2 separate regions of the Homo sapiens genome follow, and region 1 is linked to region 2. A link is an interaction called in ENCODE POLR2A ChIA-PET data of the cell type or tissue named here. Cell type or tissue: PC-3. All regions are shown on one strand. Each heading gives the region's core, and the rest is flanking DNA. Links, peaks and the distances in the headings are about the cores only.

Region 1 (11,206 bases), core at 4,796-8,795, 180 kb before region 2:
ACCTCCCAGGGAGACTGCGAGTCAGGTGTGGAGTAGTGAGGGGTATGTAAGCAAGTGTGGGGTCCAGCCACTGTGCACAGTCAGACACACGAGCTGCCGCTGTGGGGTGGGCAGCTCCAGGTGCCAGCAGGCACAGGTGCCGGCTCTCTGGGAGGCTGTGGCTGGACCAGGTGTACCACAAGCCGCTTCCCCAGCTGACACTGCAGAATGTGGTGGTGCCTAGAAGCTTGGAGATGCCAGGAACCGCAGGGCCCCAAAGAGGGAGTCACAGCCCTGGCTCAGGGAGCTCCCAGGTTTGGGGTCCCCAAAGGGCTGCAGCTGTTCTCTTCTTCTCTTCACCCACAACTTGGAGAGCAAGGGGCATGTTTCAGCCCTGTTTGTGTTACAGGTCTTTTAGCCTTGCCATTTGGGAAGTCCTCAGTTCTTGCCCTGTGTCCAGGAAGAATGAGGTACACAGACACGTGGAGGGTGAGCAAGATGAAGAGGAGCTTTACTGAGCAATGGAACAGCTCAGAGGAGACCCACAGTGAGCAACTCCCCTCTGTAGCCAGGGTGTCCATACAAGTGTTCAGCTCTCAGCAGAGAGGGTAGCTTCTCTCTACAGCTGTAATGCTGGTTGTCCCAACGTCTCTTCAGCTCTCAGCAGAGAGGATAGCTCCTCTCTGCAGCTGATTGTCCCATCCTCTCTCCATCTTCTAGTTGAGTCTCGCTGAGTCTGGGGTTTTTATGGGCTTGAGAAGGGAGGAAATGTGTGCTGATAGATCCATGCGCAGCCATGGGCAGGCCCAAGGAAAAGCACCACAAGTTTGCCCCTCTGGTTCACAGGACTGGTGGCCCAGCCCCCCGGCTTCAGGACCTCCCCAGCTTGAAGGTGTGTCTTCATCGGGGACCCACCCTCTTTTGCCCAGGAGCCTGTCTGCCTCCTGCCCCTGCTGAGGGCACCCAGGCCATTCATACCAAGGGGTGCCTGCAGGCCAGTGCTGAGCTGTCCTCACACCCTCTCAGCCTCTTTCTTGTGCTTGTCAGTGCCCAAAGTCCAGAGAGGGCTGAGGAGGCAGGGGGCTGGCACGTCAGCACTACCCTGAGTGTGTGCACACCCAGCTGGGCTGTGACAGCGCCGGGCTTGGTCCCATCCTTACTCTGAGATCGGAGTGGGTGCTGGTAGTGGGGAGAGGCCAGGCAGTGGAAGCAGACACCTTCAAGCCTGCAGGGATAAGGGGGGGCCTTCCTAGGCACCAGAGACTGCAGAGATGCCTGGGTCCACAGTCACAGCTGGGCGACTGCAGCTGTGCCCAGGAGGGCAGGACTCTTGCCTGCTCCTGGCCCCCAAAAGCATGGGGAGGCCAGGTCCACAGCAACAACTTGGGCAGCTGCAGCCACGCCCGGCTCCTGCCAGCTCTACCCTGGGCCCAGGTCTGCCTCAGGGCCCCTCTCTGCTGGCCCCTCTGCCTCTAACTGTGCTGCTCCCCCACCATCAGGTGACTCTGCCCGGCCCCATTGCAGTGGCCCCCAGGGCAGCGGACTCTGGGAGGCTCCCAGGGGCAGGCTCCAGGGACTGTCTGCCTCCTCCCTGCAGCAGAAGTGGGCGACAGTGGCAATGTAGAGGCAGAGTCCAGAGCGGCGGAGGCTCCAGGCCTGGCAGTGGGTCCCACTCAGCCACACAACTGTGAGAAAGGTGCAGTCAGCTGCCTCGGGTATGGGGGGCACAGGGGATGCAGGGCACAGGGATCCCACTGCCACCACTGCCACTCCCACATCTGCTCTTGTGGCCACCGCCTGCACCCCACTGCTGCAGCCAGTGCAATGGCAGCAGCCGCTCCGAGCAGCCCGCCGCTGCTAATCAGCTTGACCCAGGGGCTCAAAAATGTCACCAAGGACCTAGTTTCATTGTTTCACCTCTGCTTCTCATGGCTTTATCTTTATCATAAGGCTGACTTCCTGTGTGATCTCAAGGTGACTTTTAGAATCTCCCTTGACTACATGCTCATCTCTCACATCAGAGACAGAGACAAGAGACAAGAGAGAGAGAACCTCTCAGCAGGCAAAGCAGATGTCCCGAGATTCACTCTGATTGAACCACATGTCCACCCAGGAGCCAGTGGCCGAGGCCAAGAATGGAATATGCTGGCTGGTGTGAACCCAGCGGGATCCATTTCTACCAGAAGCTGGAGCAGAGTTCGCTGCGTCCGCAGCATAAGGGCTTTGTGCAGGACAGGTGGATCCTCAGGGAATAACAGGGCCCTGGGACGAAAGCAGAGGAGCAGGTCGTGGCAGCCAGAAAAGCCCAGTGTACCTTCCCCAGTCCCCAGGGTGCAGGCTGCTCACCCTGACTCTGAGCCCCCAGGAGCCCTGTTTCCTGCTTTCCCTGCACTGTTGTCACACGCACATTAGACTATGAACATGGTGACAGCAAGAACCACCACTTATTGACCTCTATATGCCCCAGTCTCAGGACTTTTCTCAGGCCTCGTACTTGACAGGCATTCGGCCAATGCTTGTTCAATGGCAAAACCCAGACAAAGCTGCCCATGCAGGACTCCCATGACATAGACGTCCCTCTGCCCAAAGTGGCCATAACAACTTCCTGTTTGTTTTAAAACATGGATGCTTATTCTTTTCCTTGCGTGATTTCTTAATTTGGGAAATGAAGTATGACTCCAGGAAGCGGGTTTGTAGGTGCCTCACTGCCTGTGCTTCCTGCTCCCGGCAGAGGTGGGACGGAGGTTTGCAGCTTCCTCCAGATGCCCACATCCCCCCGGGGTGGCGGATGACATAAATGTGGTTACTCCCAAGCCCAATCACGGCATCCATGCAGCAGAGACATTGGGGCAGCCCCAGGAAACCCAGCGTTGGGCACATCACAAGCTTGGACTCTGGGACTAAAAACAGCCTCAGGCAAGGATCAAAGAGTTCTTCCCACCGTGGAAGAAACCCCAGGGGACGTGAGCTCATCACATACTCTCCAGATGGGGGGTCTCCAGATGGGGGACGGGCTGGCTGGCCAAATGTCACTGTCTCCTTTGCTACATTCTTTATCTAGTCCACAGGGTTCCAATAGTGGCCGAAGACCCACAGCTTCGCCCCTACCCCACCAGCCTCATCAGGCCTGTCCTAGGGCCATGAGGGAAGAAAGGACCCGAGACTGGCTCCTAGGCCTCAGCCAGTCCATCAACCAAGGAAGTGCTCAGTCACATGCCCAAGGGGACCTGGAGACTGTAGTGGGCTACCCCCCAGACCTCCCTGCACAGACCAGCTGTGTAACCCCTTGCTCCTATTCCTCAACCTACCCTCCCCACTGCACCCCCACCCCCCAGGGCTGGCCAGTAGAAATAGGGCCAGAACATAAGAAATTGTTAGGAATTGAGTAGCATGCAGCCCCAAGACACACTCCTGCTCTTCTTCAAGGCAGCTGTAGACACCACTTACTCTTCAACCAATCTTTGTCTTGCCGCTTGAAAAGTGTAAACAAGGAGGGACAAGGCAGTCATAGCCCCAAGGAAGGGGCCGCAAGCTAGCACTGGTATCCTAGGAGCCAGGCAGCTGGAATTTGAGGAGAAAGCTGCAGGATGTCCGGCAGGTGGCCTCACTCCTCTGCACTTTCTAGGCATTGCCAAGGGCAAGAGCCGCAGGGAGATGTGGAAGGAGAGGGAAGCATTTTGCACTCCAGGCAGGGTTCAGGGCAAAGTGAACAGGAGTAAGGTCCATGTTCCTGACTTTGAGTGGAGGGTGGGGCAGAGGGGTGACACTCAGACACCCACTGCCACTGAGCCACCCTCACCCCTCAAAGACTTGTCTAAGATGCAGCAGCTCAGCTTCTGTCTGCTTTACTCATGGGGCTTCTGAACAAGAAGGCGAGGGGGATTCAAAGGGGTACACTGCACACGCTTTTGATGAGCATCTCTGGGGCTCCAGGGCTCCTACCGTGGCTGGGGAGGAAACTCAGGCTGGAGGGGAGTCATTGGAGGGCAGTGGGGGCAGTCAGGCAGAACTTCAAGAACCTCAGAGGGACATCTCCCCCTCAACCCTGTCCTCGCCCACAGGAAAGCACGGCACTGGGCAACAGCCAATGAGAGTGAAGGGCATGGGCTGCATTCCCTGGGGCTGTGTACAAATCCCACTTTTCAAAACCAGTTTCAGTTCCAGGCTTTGTCCTGTGGGGTGGTGGTGTGTCGGGGCTTTGGCCCGAGGGGAGCCAGCTGAAGGCACCTGGTGGGGTCAGGCTTCCTGCTGAGCCCCTCATCCAAGCAGGCCTGGGTCCCCCTTCAGAAGCCACCACAGCCAGGCCTGTTGGGGCTTTCATTTTTCTTTGGAAAATTCTTTAGGCTACTTTGCATTTATCCCCATAGACTGCTCCCCTCAACACACACACAAACACACACACAAACACACACATACTCATAAAACACAAGCAACCCACAAGGCCTTTCTATGCTACTGTGGATTCCCACCCATCCTTCTCAGTGTATGCACATTCCTTTGGGATAATTTTATGTATTGTGGATAAAAATTATGTGTGTATTTTTATCTTGCTCTGTCCACTGGATATATCACCTACATATTTTAATATGTAAACACTGAGTGATAGCACTGGCTATTTTAAAAAAGAAAACCTCGCCGGGCATGGTGGCTCACGCCTGTAATCCCAGCACTTTGGGAGGCCAAGGCGGGCAGATCATGAGGTCAAAAGATCGAGACCATCCTGGCCAACATGGTGAAACCCCGTCTCTACTAAAAATACAAAAATTAGCTGAGCATGGTGGTGCGCACCTGTAGTCCCAGCTACTCGGGAGGCTGAGGCAGGAGAATCGCTTGAACCTGGGAGGTGGAGGTTGCAGTGAGCTGAGATAGTGCCACTGCTCTCCAGCCTGGGCAACAGAGCAAGAATCCATCTCAAAAGAAAACAGAAAAAGAAAAAGAAAACAACTGGAGAAGGTGATGCCTTAACCCCAAATGATTCTTAAATGGGATTATTCAAGGCACTGCAGCCTGAGGGCCGGGGGTAGAGGAAGAGAAGAGAGGGTTGAAAATGCTAGTTCTGAAAAGCTCTAAGCACAGGGTGCGCCGGGTGTCCAAGGAGAAACAGCTGGCCCTGGTCCTGGGCCTAGGGCCTGTTCTGTCTGCCTCCTGGCCCCACCTCTCCTAGGTGAGGGAAATGGTGACACCTGGAAGCAGCCCCAGAAGCCTCCAGGGTGGGGCCTCAGCCAATCCCACCCCGAGGACGTCCCCTTGAGCACCATTCAGCCACAGAGGAGAAGACAGGCTCAGCAGACAGGGGCAGAGCCCAGATCCCTGCTGAAGGGTGGAGGGCCCAGGTTCCATAAAAAGGAAATGCAGGGCCCAGCACGGTGGCTCACACCTGTAATCCCAGCACTTTGGGAAGCCAAGACAGGTGGGCTACTTGAGCTCAGGAGTTCAAGACCAGCCTGGGCAACATGGCAAAATGCCATCCCTACAAAAAATACAAAAATTAGCTGGGTGTGGTGGCATATACCTGTGGTCCCAGCTACTCAAGAGGCTGAGGTAGGAGGATCACTTGAGCCCAGGATGTCGAGGCTGCAGTGAGCTGAGATCACACCACTGCACTCCAGTCTGGGCAACAGAGAGAGGCCTGTCTCTGGAAAAGAAAAAAAAAAACAAAAAAGAAATTCAGAAACTCAAAAGCAAAATTAGGCATAAAAGTGAAAACTTGTTTAGAATGAGAGAAGTCCAAACAAATAACAAGATTTAAGGAGCTGAGAAATTCCACAAACTTCGCGAAATTCAAAACAATATTCCAGACCCTGAATCTGCCTCTGCACCTTCCCAGCCACATGCTCCTCCATGCCCCACCTGCCACACTCCCCACCAGCAAAAGGGCCTGCTCAGGTCAACCCCAAACACTGCACCTTCTTGCCTAGCACAATAGGCAGGAAGAATGTGCCTGGAAGCCATTCCCACCCCACGATGGCCTTGACCTTGACCTTGACCATACATGGCAGTGCCACGAGCATGTAAATACATCTCCCTAAACCCAAATAGACTCCCCAACTCAGCATTCCCTTAGCCAGGTCCCAGTGGTTCCCTACCTGGCCACTTGTCAGTGCTCTTAACTGATTTCAGTTAAAGTACTTTATACAATTTTTACAAAAACATGTGACCATGTGGACCCATTATTGCTAGGGCCACCCCCAGAGCCTTGTGAGGCTCCAGTGCACCGAAGGGCCCCCAGGCTGAAGCTTCATCAGCTTCCGACGGCTCCACCCCTGCTGGGGACCATCACTCTTCACTGCACACTTTGTCTGGCTGGCTTCTGCTGCAGTGTAAATGTCACCTCCTCCTGACCCCTAGCCTAAAGTAGGCATATGCTGTTCTCTATCAAAGAACCTAGGTTTTGCCTGCGTGGTATTTTTCACAATTTGTAGCTATATCCTTGTGTATTTATTGTTTGATGTCTGTCTCTCCCACCAGACTGTTGTTCCCCAGAAGGCAGGGACCACATCTGTCTTGTCCACCATGGGTTTCCAAAACCTAGTGCCTATTAAGCCCCCATCCATAATGACAGGGTGAGTAAAAGGTGCGCCGCTTCATGATTCTGAGTTACACTTTGTAAGTGGCAGAGTAGGTGCTGGATGAGCTGCTCCCTCATCACCCGCCTCTGCTGAGCCATCTCCTCTCAACAGGAAAAGCTAACTGCCTGCTAAGTCCACGCACGCACAAAGATACAAAAACCTAAAATAAAACAACAGAAAGGAGGAAACGATACCAGGGATATCATGGGGAATCATCTATGGAACACCATCCCTTTATAATGTTTATTAGAAATATGAAAAATATCATACAAAATAGAGAAACATAAGAGCAGTGCTTCTGAACAAATCAATCGGGAAGTTCTGGAAGGCTCAAAAGTAAGCAAGACGGAGACACAGGGTGGAATGGGTTAAACCCACTATGCACACATGAAACACACTACATGATATAAACATTTCTTAGAAATATGAAATTCAGCTGGAAAATAGATTGGCCAAAGGCATAAGAAAGAGGAAGAAAGAGAGTGAAAGAGAGGGAGAGTGAAAGGGAGAAAGCAATCATTAAGAACTCAAAATTTAGCAAAATGAGAAAAGTTACCTAAAAGACTCATGATTCTCAGCCTGAGCTCATACCAGTCTGTCCTGTCTGCAGTGTGGCACATGTGAGGAACAGAACTTTCAGGCTTGTCATCAGCCTGACAATGCTCGTGTGGAGTTGGTTTTGGGCCTGGCACGGGAGTGGGGAGGCCACCAACCCTCATGCCACTCCACAGAAAGGCCTCCTGGGGCCTCAACTCTGCTCACTGGGAACTCTCACTCCCAGAGGGGAATCCAGGAGTCCAGGAGCAGAGAGCTGATATTCCTCCTGTCCCCAGGCCTGTTTCCATGGTGACAGCGACCCTCACGCTGTGAACACCAAGAAGGGAAGCCAGATCACAGGTCCTTGGAAGCAGAGCAAGCTCTCCCTCCTGGGGGCCTCCTTGCCAGCTCCTCTCAGCCCCAGCCCCCAGCCCCCAGCCCCCAGCACGGAAGTCCTTTGTCTCTAGCTGTGTCTGTAACTGCCTTGCTGCCCCTCGGCCTCCCCTCCAGCCCCCCTTCTCTGTCTGCCGAGTAGCACATGTTCTCCCGCCTCCTGATTGATCTACTCAGGGAGAATGGGGGGAAACGACTCTTTAATTAATCTCCTGCCTTAATTAATTATTGTAATGGCTTTCAACTTGGGGGGAACGAGGGCCACAATGTACTTAACATGTTTTTATGTCGACGAACACATTTTCTACTTTGCAGAGAAAGAAGAGGCCTGTTTTGGGTTTGGGGCTGCGGAGTGATTTATAAAGGGCATTAACACCAGAGGACTCCTGCTGCGGACTCATGGGTTGGCTTTCTCTGGTGACCAACTTTCACCCTCCACCTCTCCCTCTCCCTTCGAGCTCCCCCAGTCTGCCCACCTCTCATTCCTCCCTTTCCGGTACTTCTCCCTCTTCTAACCTACCTCTTTTGCCTGGATTCACTTTGCTCGTTATTCCCACCTCACCCTCTCACTCTCACTCTTTCTCCAAAGACCCTTAAGGAAAATGGCCGCCGAGCAGAAGCTCTGAGGGTTGGCGTGCATTGGCGGCATGGAACAAGTCAGGGGCCTGGAAGGACACTGTGGGCAGAAAAGGTGGGCACCGGGTCAGCTTTGGCCTGTTTCTCTGTGGTGACCACTCACGCACCCTATGAAAGGCGGAGAAGGTTACCAGGAATACCTCGTATAAATAAAATGCTTTCCAGGCCTCAGTGGCCCTGGGTGTGAAGCCCTTTGGAGAAGGCTTCAGGTTCGCCGTGAGTGGGGAAAACGCTGTCTGGGCTAGCGGAATTTCTGGAGAGAAGAAGAAGAAGTAAAGAAGAAAAACAGTCCCACAAATCACTCCTCAGTGAGGTGAGAGTATCCACGGCAACCCGCCCAGGGCTGAGCACCAAGGAGGCAGGAGATGTACCGTCACCATGGAAACCACATCCTAGAAACTCACTGGTATTGGTCCCTGTTTGCCTCTGCAGATGAGGTGCTGGGGGTGGGGGCTAGACCTGCAGGGTCCCTGGAGGAACTGGGACGAGGTGAGCGTGAGGAAAGAGATAAGAAGGGGCAGGAGAGATGAGCGAGGGGAGAGGACAGGAAGGAGAGATGGAGAGAGCGCAGGAAAGGTGAAGGGAGGAGGGGAAGTTCCCAGGAATGAGACAGCCTCTCTCAGGGGCATCCTGAGCTCTCTGGCCCTTCCCCAGCAGGGGACGAAGTGCCCTGTGCCAAGCGAGGGGGTGTGCCGGGGAGCTGAGCCAGGTGAAAAGGCCTGAGCTGAGGCCCAGGCTGAGTCTTGCTGTTGGAGAGAGGCACCCACCCATCCTGGCTGCTTTTATTCCATCTCTGGTTATCATCTAGTCAAGATGAGTAAATGGAGCACACCTGGGCGCCCATTCACTGCCCACACTGCAACCTTCCAAAGGGTCTGGGACCAGAGGAACCCAATGTGCGGTCTCCAGTCCCTCCCCTGCCCCTGGGTGCCCACGCACAAGCATGCCCGGGCGGGAGGGTGATTGGAAGCTGAGCTCCAAAGCTGGCCTCTTGCCCTAATTACACCCAGATCCCGGGTTGCCATTCTCTTTTTCTGGAAATTAAGTGGCAGCTGGGTGCCTAGCGCCACCTTCTGGCAGCCATGATCAGAAATGGCTGGTCCCAGCAGGACCTCCACAGCAGAGCCAGGGATCCGCTCTTCAAGCCAGGCGTCAAACTAGGACCCTCCACCAAACGCCCTTCGGATGGCCTGTGGGCCAGATGAACTGTTCAGTCAAAGAAGCCACAGAGCGCATCCAGTTTAGAGAACCAGCACCAGCTCTGACACTGATGGGCTGTGTGATCTTGGCAAGCCCGTTGCCTCACTGGCCTTCAGTGTCCCATCTGTGCAACAGAGGCTTGGGCCAAATTGCCCAGCAGAGGTCTGAGTGCCTTGACTCCAGCCAGAATCTAGTCCCTACCTGGGGTATTCTGTGGAGTCTGAGGGGAGAAGCTAGAACCCCTCCTCCAGTGTCCCTCAGAACCGCTCCATGGCCCGGGGGCTCTGTAAGCCCCACATGGTTCAAGGGGGCCCAGCACAGGCGGGTATCAGTTTCCTATCACCTTCCCCTTATCAGGCAGGCCCCGCCAAGAAGCGGGCAGAAATGGAAGCCGCAGGACACACAGCACCCACTGCAAGGCATGCCCCTGCCCTCCTCCTAGACCACGGCAGCCCCACCTGCCCTCCTCTGTAGTCTGAAAGAACCCCTGGACCACAAGGCTCCTAGAAATCGGCTAGAGGAGGAGGAGCACTGGAGAACTGGCATTCTCCCAGTTGATGCTGGCACCTCCTGCCCTTCCTCCATTTTCTGCAGGTGAAGCCCCACTTCAGGACAAGGGGCCAAGTGTACGATGCTTCCTCAGCACCTGTGACTGAGCACACGGCTACTGAGCTGCCTGCTGGCAATCAAGGGAGCCAGCCAGGGCTGCAGGAGGGGGGTCTAGAGGGGACTGTGGTCACCCTGGTGTCCTGGAAAGTCACTAGGTAAGTGAATAGAGGTTCTGAGTTGGAGAGCCAAGTTCAAATCACAGCTTTCCGTTAGTAGTTCCACAATCTCATGATGTCTTCTCATCTGCTAGTTGAAGAAAATGGCAGAATCTTCCTCTCAGCGTTCTGCTGAGGATTAAGCAAGGTCATGTATGTACAGCCCTTAGCAGCACTCATCGTCACAGACTCCAATTCAGAAGATTCCAGATTTGGGCCAGGCCAACTCTGACTCATCCCAATATTAAGAGCATGTTTAAAGTACAATCTTGAGTGTTCCTTCCATCAGTAACTACTTATTGAGCACCTACTACATGCCAAGCACTGCGGTGGACCGCAGGACTAGAACAACAAAGAAGACAGACACGAGGCCAGATTTCATGGAGCTTCTCACCTGGTGGGAGGCAAGGGAGAGTCGTGAATAAACATCAAACAAGGACACAAAGAATGAGTTTCTCTGCATTGTGATGAGGAAGCAAAGACGCCAAGGGAGCATATGACCAGGAAGCTGACCTCGTCTGGGTGGTCACGGATGATTTGTCTTCACCTCTTTCTTCTTCCTGCTGATGGGAATGACAGCACGATGGCTGGAGCTTTGCAGCCATCTTGAACGATGAGGCACAGGTGCTGGATGAGGGGCCTGCATTCCTGATAACCTTGTGAAGGTACCTAAGCCCCCTCTGTATTCTCTACTCCTAACTTACAGGGAGAAAATGACTTTTATATTGTCTAAAGATGGTGTTGTTTTCACTGAACTGCTGAAGTGGAGTTAGTGTTGCACACACCGCCTCTTCATTAGACTGTAAGAACCTTGGGGGAAGATGGAGGGCAGCACCCAGCACAGGGCCTTCCTATAGAAGGGAGTCTCAGTGGCTATTTGTGGAATTCGCTGATTAAGCAGGAAGGAGTTGAGAGGAGACAGAAGAATCACTGGACAGACAAATCAAGGGACAAGAAGCTTGAACCATTTCTAGAGACGTCTGAGGACGGAGCCGAAAGAAGGTGAGACAGAGACTCAGCAGCCAAGGACAGGGCCTGATTGAACAAGTTAAAGGACTTGAACCCAGGGAGATAAGTGACTTCTGAAACAAGTACCTTAAGGTGTTGGAGGGCTCCTCAGGGACAGCT
Region 2 (4,000 bases), core at 1-4,000:
ACACGGATACATGAATAAGCATCCAAGCAGGCACCATGGCCTTGGGATGTGCCTGTGTTTTCAAGAAACAGCAAGGGGGACGGGGCTGCTGGAGAGGGAGCATGTAGGAGATGAGGCAGTGGGCTGATCAGGAGGGGACTCTGAGGCCACTGAGAAGACTTGACTTTTGCTCTGAGTGGATGGGAGGCACTGAAAGTTTGCAGAGAAGTGCTCTGTTCCAACTGTGATCTTTTTTTATTTTAAATAATTGAGATGGGGTCTTGCTATGTTGCCCAGGCTGGTCTCGGACTCCTGGGCTTGAGCAATCCTCCTGCCTTAGCCTCCCAAGTAGCACTTGCCACCATGCCTGGCTGTGATCTTTAAAAGAGTTGCTTGGACTGCTATGCCAAGAGACTGGGAGATGCAGGTGGGAGGGGCTGGTCAGGGAGCTACTGTGGTGACCAATGTGAGGTGACAGTGGCCTGGACCACAGTGGGCATGTGAAGGTGTCTAGAAGCAGGCAGTGTATTTTGAGGCTGGAATAGGGAAATAATTGAAATAATTTAAGCAGGGGAGTCTCACATTCAGATTAACTTTTAAAAGTTCTTTCACCAGGGTGTTTCACATCAGCCTATGTGTTCATCATCATGGGGAAAGGTGCCTTTGCAATGGAGAGGACTGGTCAAGTTCAGCCTGGCCAACCATGGTGTGGCCAGATAGCACACACCCCCTAATGTGATATTCCATACCTCCCGCTGCACACCCTGTGAAATGCTCCTGCAGGAAATGTGTGGCCTGAACCTAATCATGAGGAAGCTGTGAAGCTATGAAGCAACTCAGACATCCTACAGATCAAGTGGCCTGGAGGCTTCAAAGGACTCAAAAGAAGTAAGGATAGTCTAGCCTGGGGGAGATTAAAGAGACATAGAGCCAGAAGTAATGTACAAACCTTGGGTGGATCCTGAATTGGGTAAAATATCACCACAAAGAACATTTGGGGAATGAGGTGCTTTCCAATACCATCAGACAGTTCTTTGATTCTCTTGAGAGACCAGCTGGGTGTCGTACAATTTAATTCAACTCTGACACATTTACCTGGAGTTAGCATCAGATCCCACAGGTTAATGTGCTCAAGCCCACGAGATTAGGCTGGGCATGGTGGCTTATGCTTGTAATCCTAGCACTCTGGGAGGCCAAAGTGGACAGATTGCTTGAGCCCAGGAGTTTGAGACCAGCCTAGGCAACATGGCAAAATCTCATCTCTACAAAAAAATGCAAAAATTAGCTGGACGTGGTGGTGTCCACCTGTTGTCCCAGCTATTTAAAAAAATATTATTATTAAAAGTAATGGCAAAAACTGCAATTACTTTTGCACCAACCTAATACGTGGGAGGCTAAGGTGGGAGGATTTCTTGAGCCTGGGAGGTGGAGGTTTGCTTGAGCCTGGGAGGTAGAGGTTGCAGTGAGCCAAGATCAAGCCACTGCACTCCGGCCAACCTGGGTGACAGAGTAAGACTCTGTCTCAAAAGAGCCTACAAGATTGCCTGACCTTCAGATGCCAATCACAAGTCCAGGACTCAAAGTCTGGCTATAAGTCAGGGGTTCCCACAACCCCTTCTCCAAGTTTGATAATTTGCGCGAATGGCTCACAGAACTCAGGGTTACTTATATTAACCAGTGTATTACAAAGAATACAACTCAGGAACAGCCAGAGGGAGGAGATGCACTGGGCAAGGTGGGGAGGGAGCTCCCAGGCCCTCTCTGAGCCCACGCTCACCCCTTAACACCTCAGTGAGTTCCCAAACCCAGAAGCTCATCAAATCTCATTGTTCAAGAGTTTTTCTCTTCTACTGGTTGAGAGCTGGAAAAAAAAAAAAAGTTTTACATAGAGCTCAATCTCCAAGCCCCAACCCCCACCCCCACCCTCACCCTTTCTGTCCAGCCCTCTAATTATTTGGTGTTTCTGGTGATTCGCCCCATCCTAAGGCCGTCTAGGGCCTTACCCTAAGTCATCGCATCAGCGTAAACTCAGGTGTGACTAAACGGGCTCATTATTAATAACAAAAAGCATTCCTATCAGGAAATTCCAAGGGTTTTAAGAGCTCTGTGCCAGGAACTGGGGACAAAGAACAAACATATTTCTTACAACACAGGAATGTCATAAGAAATGTGGCCTGTATATAGGACTGAAAAGTTTGATTTCATGGTGATTTTTTTTTTTTAATCAGATGGACAGCAGTGGTGTGAGGAAGAATGCCCTTTCTGGGAAGGCGAATGCTGGGGTATTTAGAGGAGTGGGGTCACAACGACTGCAGCCTCCTTGTAGCTGGGTTGGCAAAAAAAGAAGTGGTGTATTTAGAGAGAGCTCTTAAGACAAGATGTTCACAACTGATAACTCAGAAGCAGGCAGATGTTCTTTGAATTCCTCCTTCCATTTTTCTGTGCGTTTAACTTTTTCAAAAAAAAAAAAAAGTCCATTTCCTCTATCGCAGCTTGATACAGAAAGTATTGATTAGGGGATACTCCAGCCACCTGATAATGCTCCCCATCTGGTATGAGAGAAGGGAGCTCTCTCGGCCCTACCCCAGCCTACCCCAAGCATCAGAACCAAGGAACAAAGAGCCACTGCCCTACACATCAGTGCACTGACTTGCCAAGAGCCATGACCCGGCCACACCAGGGCACACCGGGTCTCCCCAGGCAGGCTGTGGGCAGCCAGCTGGGGGTCTTTCAGTTCTTTAGAGCATCTTTCCCCAGTGCCTGACACAGGGCCCAGTGTGTGCACCTGGTGATTAAGGGTGGGGACTCAGGGAGTCTTGGGTCTGGCTTCCAGACACCGATCAGCTCTCCTAATGAGAACGTGGGGGAGGGGGGCGGGGGCTGGAGTCTCATGGGTGGGGACAGTTTTCCAGGCAAGCCTTTCCTAATTGGCTTTCTGAATTTCCCTTAAACAACAAAAGGAACCAGCTGGCCCCGGTAGGTCTTGGATCAGGTACAACGTAGGCAAGTAACACACGACAGTCCCCATCAGGACCCCAGATGCTATAACATTCAGGGCCTCAGAGGTCACCCCTCAAGTTTCAGATGCACTGGGACATTTTTTATGAAAAAGAAACCCAACGCAATGTATAAACTGTGATGCTGGGTCCTGATTTTTTTAAAGACACTATGAGAGATGTTTTAGGGACAATTAGATATGTTTTTGCATAAACTTAGTATTTTCTTAGGCATGATAATGGTGTTGTGGCTATAACTATATCCAAGAACATTCTTTCACCTTTTCTACAGCAACCAAGTTCTGTTTTCCAAGAAGAGGTGTGTGTGTGTGTGTGTGTGTGTGTGTGTGTGTGTGTTGTTTTGTTTTGTTTTGTTTAGAGGAGACAAGGTCTCACCCTATTGCCCAGGCTGGACTACAGTGGTGTGATCATAGCTCACTGCAGCCTCAACCTCTTGGGCTCAAGCGATCCTCCTGCCTCAGCCTCCCAAGTAGCTGGGACTGCAGGCACATGCCACCACACCTGGCTAAAGGAAGAGGTTTGTTTACTACAGGTTTGCGTCTTCCTTTGCCTAAAGCTTCAGACCAGATTCAGTGCCATCAGGAAAGTCTCAGTGGCCCCAGGCAAGGGTCAGCTCACCAGAGGCCTGGGTCTGGTGGCCTGTTCTGGCCTGGAATTAATGCCCAAACCAGATGTTTCACTAACTGCTACTTGGAGCTAAATACAGGCTGTAATGGGAACCTACCTATTACACATCCAAGTGCACCTATTAGGAAACAGGGTGCCGAGGGCTTTAGAACATGCCCCTCACTGCATGGGGAAGAGGCCTGGGGGAAGGGAGAAGGAGGGTCTCTTGTCACCTTAAATCCTTTTCTCCTCTGCTTTAAGAAAATCAGGACAAGAGAAGATGCATGCGACAAGCCAACATGACCATGAAACCCTGTGCAGAAAGTGGCAGCCGGGAAAGGAGGTAAAGGTCAGGAACGGGCTCCCAGAGGGCTGGCGCTGATGCGACCCAGCAAAGA

Evidence for each region. Peaks named below come from ENCODE experiments on the same cell type or tissue, not always from the same donor. Only the 100,000 strongest peaks of a DNase experiment are listed, where the experiment ranks them.
Region 1: POLR2A ChIA-PET joins it to region 2 with 7 read pairs; 4 of 35 experiments call an interaction of 5 or more read pairs at or near these places.

What each region holds. Positions count from the first base shown.
Region 1 is chr10:69,642,713-69,653,918 of GRCh38, reverse strand. No RefSeq gene overlaps it. Among named protein-coding and RNA genes, the nearest start is that of FAM241B, 18 kb to the right of the region's middle. RefSeq lists an enhancer at 723-1,404. In PC-3, for the core only: no CTCF peak of the experiment used is centred there; no DNase peak of the experiment used is centred there.
Region 2 is chr10:69,466,970-69,470,969 of GRCh38, reverse strand. The region is part of intron 1 of TSPAN15 (tetraspanin 15); the gene reads right to left. Among named protein-coding and RNA genes, the nearest start is that of TSPAN15, 18 kb to the right of the region's middle. In PC-3, for the core only: no CTCF peak of the experiment used is centred there; a DNase peak (open chromatin) is centred at 2,059; H3K4me3 peaks cover 384 bases; H3K27ac peaks cover 1,199 bases.